Regions from separate parts of the Homo sapiens genome. Here all the other regions are linked to region 1. Evidence: chromatin contacts called from ENCODE Hi-C data. All regions are on one chromosome and are shown on one strand. The core of a region is the stretch at or near the end of the contact, and the rest is flanking DNA. Distances in the headings are between cores, read along the strand shown. Region 1 overlaps ABLIM1 (actin binding LIM protein 1). Region 2 holds the start of ADD3 (adducin 3). Region 3 holds the start of PDCD4-AS1 (PDCD4 antisense RNA 1).

The links. A loop is a pair of places that touch in the nucleus more often than their neighbours do. Pooled maps may share reads with other maps.
Region 2: a pooled map shows a loop between it and region 1 (4-fold over the local background). The contact joins the promoter of ADD3 here to the enhancer-like site in region 1. A Hi-C loop is called at or near these places in 1 of 168 maps with a recorded cell type or tissue (CD4-positive, alpha-beta memory T cell) and 6 of 50 pooled maps.
Region 3: a loop to region 1 is called in a pooled map, with 4 times the contacts of the local background. The contact joins the promoter of PDCD4-AS1 here to the enhancer-like site in region 1. A Hi-C loop is called at or near these places in 5 of 50 pooled maps.

The regions. Positions count from the first base shown.
Region 1 is chr10:114,518,212-114,521,269 of GRCh38, forward strand. The region is part of intron 6 of ABLIM1 (actin binding LIM protein 1); the gene reads right to left. Among named protein-coding and RNA genes, the nearest start is that of AFAP1L2, 120 kb to the left of the region's middle. RefSeq lists an enhancer at 697-1,216. Within about 2 kb of position 1,665, at least 21 of the 41 ENCODE cell types and tissues checked have a DNase peak (open chromatin) inside an H3K27ac peak, as active enhancers do.
Region 2 is chr10:110,006,384-110,009,441 of GRCh38, forward strand. ADD3 (adducin 3) reads left to right here and starts at 1,601. Exons shown (of 15, transcript NM_016824.5): 1 at 1,601-1,916. It overlaps ADD3-AS1 (ADD3 antisense RNA 1), which reads right to left and starts at 1,998. Exons shown (of 5, transcript NR_038943.1): 1 at 1,798-1,998. RefSeq lists enhancers at 246-801, 802-1,355 and silencers at 1,184-1,613, 1,924-2,333.
Region 3 is chr10:110,869,096-110,872,153 of GRCh38, forward strand. PDCD4-AS1 (PDCD4 antisense RNA 1) reads right to left here and starts at 1,809. Exons shown (of 1, transcript NR_026932.1): 1 at 1-1,809. PDCD4 (programmed cell death 4) reads left to right here and starts at 2,833. Exons shown (of 12, transcript NM_014456.5): 1 at 2,833-2,923. RefSeq lists an enhancer at 1,331-1,941 and silencers at 2,946-2,995, 3,026-3,058.

The sequences.
Region 1 (3,058 bases), core at 415-2,914:
TGAAAAAATTTACATGATCCAACCCCGTATTTGTAAGTATCTGCATGCCAGTGACACTATAGACCCAACTCTCAACAATAGCTACCTCTGGGAGTGGGTTTTTTTAAAGTAATGTGAGCTTATTGTAAATAAATAACTGAATAAGTACACTTCTTTGTACTTCTCTGAACCACATGCAATGGGCCAGATAGTACATATTTTCAGCTTTGTGGACTACGCTGTCTCTGTCTCAGCTACTCAAGGCTGGTATGGGCTAAAGCAGACCTAGAGACTATGTAAATGAACAGACGTGGTCCTGTGCCAATAAAGCTTAGGGAGTAAGTGGAGAATGTTTACTTTTTACCTGATACCAAGATTGGCAGCCCATAGGTGAAACCTGGCCCACTACCTGTTTTTTGTAAATAAAGCTTTATTGGAACAGAACCATGTCTGTTCATTTACATAGTCTCTAGGTCTGCTTTAGCCCATACGTAGCTGAGACAGAGACAGCATAGTCCACAAGGCTGAAAATATGTACTATCTGGCCCATTACATGTGATTCAGAGAAGTACAAACAAGTGTACTTACTCAGTTATTCATTTATTTATTTACGATGAGCTCACACTACTTAAAAAAAAAAACTTTTAGAAGTTGTCTGCTCAGACAGTGGCAGGGGATGCCTGGACAATCATCAACAATCTTCCTAGAAGCAGGTGGGAACTTGGGAGTTTTTAGGATGAGACAAGAAAAGCTCCATAGGCATGGGAAAGGGAAGTTGTTTAAAAACAAAGTGAAATAAAGGTTTGAGCAAAAATCTTTTGAATATCTACTCAATCCCCACACACCCTGCCTCCCTGTAATGGCTTTAATATTCCAAAAGACTTTGAAAGATAGCTTTGGTTTGTACAGCAAGCAGAGAAGTAGTTCAAGAGGCAGCCTGGGGGAGGTGCAGAGGGGATAGAGAAGCACTGAGCTGCTCTGAGGTCTACTTTTGCCTTACTAACCAATGGGCTGTGTGTTCCTAGGAAAATCACTCAGGTTTTCTGGGTCTCAGTGTCCTCAACTCTCAGAGGTTTAGACTAGATTAAATCTGTGGAACTTTCCTGCTAATGATATTTCTGGGAGTCCTAAGCAGGTATCACCTTGAACACAGAAAAGGAGGTAGAGAAGAGATCTTCCTGGTTGGTGCAAGGCCAGGTCCGGGAACCAGCCGGCCAGGTTGCAGCCTTTTTTCCCCGCCCAGCACATGTTGGGTGTGAGCGAGTGCAGATTAGGCAAGGCCCCAATTATCCCTCGGCTGGGAGAGGCAAGTGTGAACAATGAATCAGTCAGAAACTCCTTTCCAATATCCTCATCACACAGACAGTTAAATTGCAAACCACAAGACATATTTATTAATGAGTACATCCAAGGCCATCAGGCCATTTAAGAAGTTGTATTAAAAGGGCAAAAATCCCTCCAATCTTGCTCAGGGATGGTTAAAGGGTTCAGGGGTCCCTGCTCTTTGTGATGGATAGAGGAGCCAAATGACACATCAGGGTTCGCCCACAGATCCCTCATACATGCCATGGTTGAGCACTTCTCACTGGTCCTACCCCCAGTGCTGAGGGCCTTTTGAGTTTTTGACATCCATAAATAACCTGTGGGTACTACCTCCCTGCTTAGCTCACCACCAACCCAGGAAAAAAGGAACCAGCTGGGTTACCCCCAAACCTGGGTGAAACTGGATTATGTGCCAAGGAAAGCTTTGACGGACCAGTCTGGCAAGGCTGCAGCCTCTGCCCTGTTGGAGCTGTCATCTGGAGTTGTCCTGTGCTGGAAAATTCAAGCTGTAAGACAACAAGGGACTCCATCCCTAGAGGCCAGCACAGGCTTCAGGCTCATGCCTGAAGACTCCCACTGCAGAGGGTACACCCTCAGCTGCTGAAGCCTCTGGGCAGGGCCATAGTAAACAGTCTCCACCTCAACTCTCTATAGACAGAAGTCTTAATCATTTTAGAATTGGCTCCATGGAGTCACAGCTCCAAGCCAGCTTACAGCATTACATTTATATGTCGACAAGGGCTTCTGATCTTGGCCTTCTGTTCTGCAGTGGAACATCCTGGGGCCAATCAACCTCACAAACACCGGTGTCAAGGCAGGTGATGAACAGCACTTGGTTATATTAAAAATGTAGAAGAACTCTGTCAGGTTTAAAATTCTTAGGCATTTTCCTAGTCTTTTCTGCTTGAAATTGCTACCTACAGTTGTCATGGTGGTTTCCTTGGTGTAAGTTTCATATTCTAGGGGAAATCAGTGCCATCGTGGGAGCTAAAAAAAGGAGAACTCATTCCCAGGGCTGCCAATTGTAACCCTGGATTAAAGTGCCATGTGACTCAGCAGCTGCTTAACTTTTGACTAATAGATTTGTTTACATAAGAAGAATGAGAGGGTTTAAGCAATCAATGACGTCCTATCGGTTAAAAAAAGAAAAAAAAGAAAGAAAGAAAAATGACGTAGGCTGGGTGTGGTGCTTCATGCCTGTAATCCCAGCACTTCAGGAGGCCAAGGCAGGAGGACCACTTGAGGCCAGGAGTTAAGAGAGCAGCCTGGGCAACATAGTGAGACCCTGTCTCTAAAAAATAATAATAAAAAAAAATTAGCTGGGCATGATGGCATGCACCTGTAGTCCCGGGACTCAGGAGACTGAGGCAGGGAATCTCTGGAGCCCAGGAGTTTGAGGCTGCAGTAAGTTATGACTGTGCCACTGTGCTCCAGTCTGGACAACAGAGTGAGACCCTGTTTCTAAAAAAACAATAAAAATAAGTGACTTAAGATACAGCAGCTAGTTATCCTTAGAGATGTCACTGGATTATGAACTGATAGGCTCATGTTTATGTTTATAAATAGTATAAATAATATGTATAAGCTCAAATAATAGGGATGAGAAGGGAGGAGGTGAGGTCTTAGGTTTCATTCATTTGGCAAAAGCCTGTGATGAACCTGTGGGTCAGGCACTGGACACCTGATGAGGAGGAAAGAAAGGCTGTATAATCTGCGCTACCAAGAAGAAATCTGTATTCAATTCCTGGCCCTGCAG
Region 2 (3,058 bases), core at 351-2,850, 4.5 Mb before region 1:
AAGCTTTTCATTTTTTTGCTTTTTAAATGCAAGAAAATATCCAGCCACTCCCAATATCTCTCTCAAATACTGCAGATATTTTTAAATACCAAATAAAATGTCAGGCTGAGCATTTTCTAAACAATTTTCTTCCTCAAACTAGGCAGCCTTCCCCACGATTCGTTAAGAGTATTTAAAAATAATAAGGCATGGTTGGATTTTTTGAGCAAATGGGAGATGGTGGTAGACTAAAATTTCTACAGCCTTAGTCCAGTGGAGAGAGAAAACGATAAATGCATCACAGTTTGTGTCAAGACAAGATTCATTTTCCACACTTCATATGTGGGAAGAGGAAACTACATTTTAATTAGCACATTTTTAGGGAGGAGGGGGGGGATGAAGATGAGGCGGATGGCGTGAGGTATTTGAGGGGGACGAGTCTGCAGATGAGGAAAGGAAATGAAGTGGATTGTCGCCAGTGCCTTGGAAACGAAGGGGGATAAGGGTGGGGAACGAAGTTTGTTGTGTGTGTTAGGGTGGGGTTGGCCCAAGGGACCATGAATCATTAGAATGGCGCTCGGAGGGGTGTGCTTGCAAGTGTACTGGTGCAGGAGGGACGTGGAAGTCGTGGGTGGCAGAGAAAAGTGTGCACCGCTGGGAGGTCTATTTCAAGAATAGGTTGGGATGAGAAACATGTCTGGGCGAGGGGGGTGGGAGGCCCGGTGTCACCTGTGGATGGATCCACAGCCCTGCAATTGCGTGTTGCAAAGTTTGCCCGGCCCCGCATTCATTTTGAAGGTTCTTGGCGATGCCTCGACTTTTCGCCTCAAAGAAGTGAGCTCTCATAAGGTTCAGAGGCCGGGAGCCAAAGCGGGAGTGAAGACTCTCGAGGGGTCCAAATGAAGCAGAAGCGAGAGCCCCTGTCCTCCCCCTATGTGGAGGTGAAGCAGGGGTTGTGGGGACTAGGCGCCCGCGAAGGCAGCTGTGCTGAGAGCAAAGTCCAGGCCCCACGGGGGGCGTGCGGAGGTTGAACCTTTGCAGTGGCCTCCTACAGCCCCAGCAGCCAGCGTGGGCGGCCGAGGCTGACTCAAAGCGGCGGCTCAGCCTCGGGAGTAGGAGTAGGGGGCTCGCTCATTTAGGGCGGGAGACATTTCCGAGGCGCCCCTCCTCCCCTTCGCGGTCGGGTTTCTATCGGGGTCGTTTCCCCCTCTGGCCCTCCGGGGACGCCGCGGATTCGAGCTGCACAGTCAGAAGAGGACGTTGAAAAGGCGCCAGGCAGCCGCCCCGAACCAGGCCCTCCCGGCTGCCGGGCCTGCAGGCCCCCACCGCTGCGGCTTCACGGACTTAGAGCTTGAGGGCGCGGAGGGGGCTGCGGGGGCGGGACCAGGACTCCCGAGGGGCGCTCGGGGCGGGGCCAGAGAGAGCTCGGGGCTGCCAGAGGCGAGGTCTTGAGGAGGCGGGGCCGGGAGGCTTCGGAGCCCAAGAGGCGGGGCCAGAGGCGTAGGGGGCTGCGAGGGGCGGACCTTGGGGGCGTGACCGGGGGGGGCGCTTGGGGACCTAGGGGCGGGGCGTTAGGGGGCGGGACCAAGGGACGCTCGAGGGGCGCTCGGCTAGTCCCGCCAGAGCGCGAGCCGCCAGCCCGTAACGGTCGCCAGTGTGAGGGGCGGGAGGGAAAGAAGAGGGGTTTAAATTAGATTTTTTAAAACACAGAGCAAGCGCCAGAGGCGTCGGCATCCCAGGTGTCGCCGCTTCCTGCTGCACAGGGCTCGGCGTACAGGTCCCTCCCTCCTCAAGCCCCCTCCCCTTCTCCCGCCCTACCCTCTGGGGCTCTGCGGCGCTTAAGAGGCGGCCGCAGCGGCGGATCCGGCGGCTGCTGCAGCCCGGGCGGCTGCCGAGAAGGAGGGAGGGGAAACACAAAGCCGGCTACGCGCTGCGAGGTAATCTTGCGGGGAGAGGACGCGCCGTCGTCCCGCCTCTCTTCCGGGCCGGGACGCGGGCACCCGCGCGGGGGCTAGCACTGGGGACGCTACTGGGGGTCGCGCGGGGGTAGGGAGCGGCGGCTGGCGGGGCCAAGGGGACTTCTCATTGGCTGTCCCTGCGGCCTCAGGTGAACCCTTTTCCGGGGCGGGAGTGGGGACCACGGCCAGGCCAGAGGGGAGCGTACCTGCGGGGGAGGGTCCGGGGGTGGCGGTGCACGGCCTGCGGCGCCGCCGGGTGGGCCCGACGCTTCGCGCGTCTGCTGGTTTTCCCTAGGAAGGCGGGGAGTACCAAAATCAGTTACTGGCTGAAGCTTAGGTGACCCCGGGGACCTTAAGCCCTGAAGGTGCGCTCCAGGGGAGTGAGAGGTTCCTGCGCTTAGAAAAGGTGGAGGAAAGGGAGCGAATGTTGGTTTTAGTTGTTTTTCTCCTCATTTAAAAAAAATTTTTTTTGTTACAAGTTGAAAGTGTTCAGTCACCTTTCTCCTATAATCCGCTTCCCCACCCCCCAACACAGACACACACAAACACACCGCCCCTACAAACGTATACATGTTAGGTTGAGCTTCCTGCTAGGGGTGACAAGCGAAGTTGGCAGCAGGTCTGGTGTGCTGGTGTTTGGGGCACGTCCAGCCTCTTTGGAGGTAGGCTATTATAGCTTAGGCAAGACCACAGACAGGTAGCATAATCTGGGCCTCTTTTAAAATGGCAAGAACGGCTTCAGGTGAACTTTTTTGTTGCAGAGATTTAATTGCAAGTAGGTGCCGGTTGAAAATGGGAGCGCAAGGAAAACCACTAATTTCCTTGGCACATGTGCTGTTGCAATTAACCTGGTAGAGTGTTAAGGAATTTAACTTAGCCAAGAGGCTTTGAGGGAGGATTATATGCAAGTTTGGGGAAGGAATTGATAAGATTCTGGGGTATGGGACTAGCTACATACACGTGCGTGCAAGTTTACGTTAAATTATGTAGCATTTTAGATTTAGCAGTATTAAATGGTTGCTTTTCTTGGAATGGCTTCTGACTACATAGTGCAGGGTACGTTCCTAATTTTGGCTTTAGAAGACTCCTAGTGAGAGTGTTTTTAAAGATTGAAAAAATAA
Region 3 (3,058 bases), core at 559-3,058, 3.6 Mb before region 1:
AAGTTCTTACAGGAAGTTAGTGGGGGAGGTAGGACGACAACCCTATTTCCTGAGTGTCTGGCCCAACCTTGTCAACCACACGCAAATACGGCAGCATTCTCAAAGGTGGGTTCTGGGATCCCAGCCATCATGGGTACTGCTTGAGATGATACGCAAAAAGGACATGAACGTTTTCCTCCCTAATGGGTCCTTTGGGGGCAATTTGCTAAAACATAACAGGTTGTTTTAGATGCTTCTTAAAATTGGTAATCATATCCCATTCTTTCTTTATCTCATAGAACTCGGGATGCCTACCCAACACAGCCTGATTATGCTATATGTGCTTAGTAAGTACATTCAATGAATGACTAAATGAAAGACAGGGAGGAAGAAGGAAACAGTCCAGAACTGAAAGGGATGAGAAGAGAAAAAATGTGGAGAAAGAGAAGGATGGGTAACAAAGGAGCCAGCAGTCACTGATCAGTAGAGTATAGGTGAGAGAGGGGAAAGGAGACAGCTGCAGATAATGGAAAATAACAAAACAAAACTGAGGTCTGGGAAGCTCCGATTTTAAAAAGTGAACATGAGTTATGAGACTAATTCAGATACTGGCCACACCAGGAGGCCCCCGCCCAGGAGATGAGGATGACCACCAACTGCTGAGAATCTTTGTAAACTCAAATCAAGGTGTATTTATTGCACAGGCACAATAAATGAACAAGGCATCTTAAGTACTACAATGACAGGTGAGTGGGTCAGGCACAGTGGCTCACGCCTGTAATCCCAGCACTTTGGGAGGCCGAGGCAGGCAGATCCCTTGAGCTCAGGAGTTCAAGAGAAGCCTGGGCAACATGGCAAAACCCCATCTCTACTAAAAATACAAAAAACTAGCTGGGTGTGGTGGCACAGGCCTGTAGTCTCAGCTACTTGGAAAGCTGAGGTGGGAGGATGGCTTGACCCCAACAGGTTGAGGCTGCAGTGAGCCAAGATTGCACCACTGCTCTCCAGCCTGGGCAACAGGGCAAGACCCTGTCTCAAAACAACAACAACAACAAAATCACAGATGAGTAAGACACAGGTCTTTCCCTAAACAAGGTTACAGTCTAATGGGCAGAAGGGCTAGGACAGGGACTCAGATGAAATAATGCCAGGTAGAATGTGATCAGTGCCCCTGGAGGTGTGGCAAGCCAACACTGTGAGGAATCAGCGGCAGGAAGATCATATCAAATCACGAGGCTCCAGAAAAACTACGAGGGTCCAGGAATGGTGGCTCACGCTTGTAATCTCAACGCTTTGGGAGGCAGAGGTGGGCTGATTGCTTGAGCCCAGGAGTTCAAGACCAGCCTGGACAACATGATGAAACCCTGTGTGTACAGAAAATACAAAAATTAGCTGGGCATAGTGAGCTGTGCCTGTAGTCCCAGTTACTCAGGAGGCTGAGGTGAGAGGATCGTTGAGCTAGGGAGGCTGACGGAGGTCGAGGCAGCAGTGAGCTGTGATCATGCCACTGCATTCTCCTGGGCTAAAGGGCAAGCCCCTGCCTCAATTAAATAAAACAACAACAACAACAAAATAAAAAACTACCAGGAAGGGCCATGAGGCACAGAAGGATTGCATCAGGCGGAGATAGGAGATGAGAAGAGAGACATTTCAAGGTGATATATAAAGAACTACCAGGGGGTGAGGAAGCATATGGGGAGATGTGTGGAGACACAGCCTGAAAGTCTTGAAGTCACATCACGGAGCCTTGAATGACCGACCGAGGCGCTGACACTCAAGAGAGGCAATGGGAAGCCAGTGAAGGTTTGTGTGTGTGTGTGTGCGTGTGTGTGCAGAGAAATAGTAGCATTAGAGATGATTCCCAGGCAGGGTGACTGGGCAGCCAAGGGAAAGCGCTGGCCTGTGCGGGATGAGGCAGTTGGGTTCTGGAGAGCACAAGCAATCATTCGGTGCTGCCCATCAGACAACTGAAAAATCTGATCAGAGGCAGTGGCTAAGTCCCCGCCTGGGAACACAAAGGAAGCCTAAGGTTCTGGTTATCACCCTCAGGGGACCGTGACCTTGAAAGAGTAAGGATAGTACCAGCCAAAACCAATGCAGCCAAGAGGAAAAGTCACAGAGAACAGCGAGGGGAGGTGGAAGTTTCAATACAGAAATTGTAGCCATGGCTGAGAACCCCAGCACTGGAGGCCGGAATTTGTGCGTTTGAACGCCAGAGGCTTGGCTAGTCATGATTAGCAAAGGAACTTCAAAGAGTTTTGGAGCCTGCTTTATATCTGTGAAATGGGAATTATTTCCATCTCAAAGGTTTGAGGGGATTCGCTGAGAGAAACTTCTTAGCATGGGATCTCCAGAAACTGGAAGCCACAGAGAAAGCAGCGGCCAGAGGGAGGAGGAATCGGACAGGCTGATCACTTGGAGTGTTCGCCTAAGCAGTTTCTAGAAATGGAGGCAGGGACCATCAGGAAGCTCAAAACCTTTGCTTCAGCCGAGTTTGCAGAACGCCCTGTGAGGAGAATGGGTGAGCTGGGTCGAGGAAGCTTCATCCTCGTCCCCATCCCCCAGCACTGCCCTTTTCCCAACGCTCCCATCCCGCCACGCCTCCCAACATACCCCCACCCCGACTTCCCGCTCAACTCCCGCTCCAGCCAGTCCCAGGAGCCACATGCGCATGCGCCCTCCCGCGCCCCTCCCCAACTTTCCACGTTTCACTCCTCTCCCTTTTCCTCCTCAGCTCCGGCTCCGCCGCCACGATTGGCCAGCCGACCACCCGGCCTCGGCCAATAAGCGCCGCCCTCTCGCCCCCGTGTTACTGGGTAGAAGAAAACAAAAACAAACAGAGCGAGAAGGGCCAGAGACTCTCCGAGGCGGCGGCAGAGACAGAAGAGCGGGGTCGGGGCCGGCTGACCAGGAACCTGGGCGAGCAGCGGCGGGGGCCCGAGGGGTCAGTACCAGTAGGCGCGGCTCACACGCTCGGGAAGACTGCGCCCTCTCCCCCATCCCTCCTCGGAGGCAGCCGCAAGATGGGAGGGGGCGGGGGCGGAGGCGTGGGGGTCGCGGTCCTGTCAGGTCCGGGCCT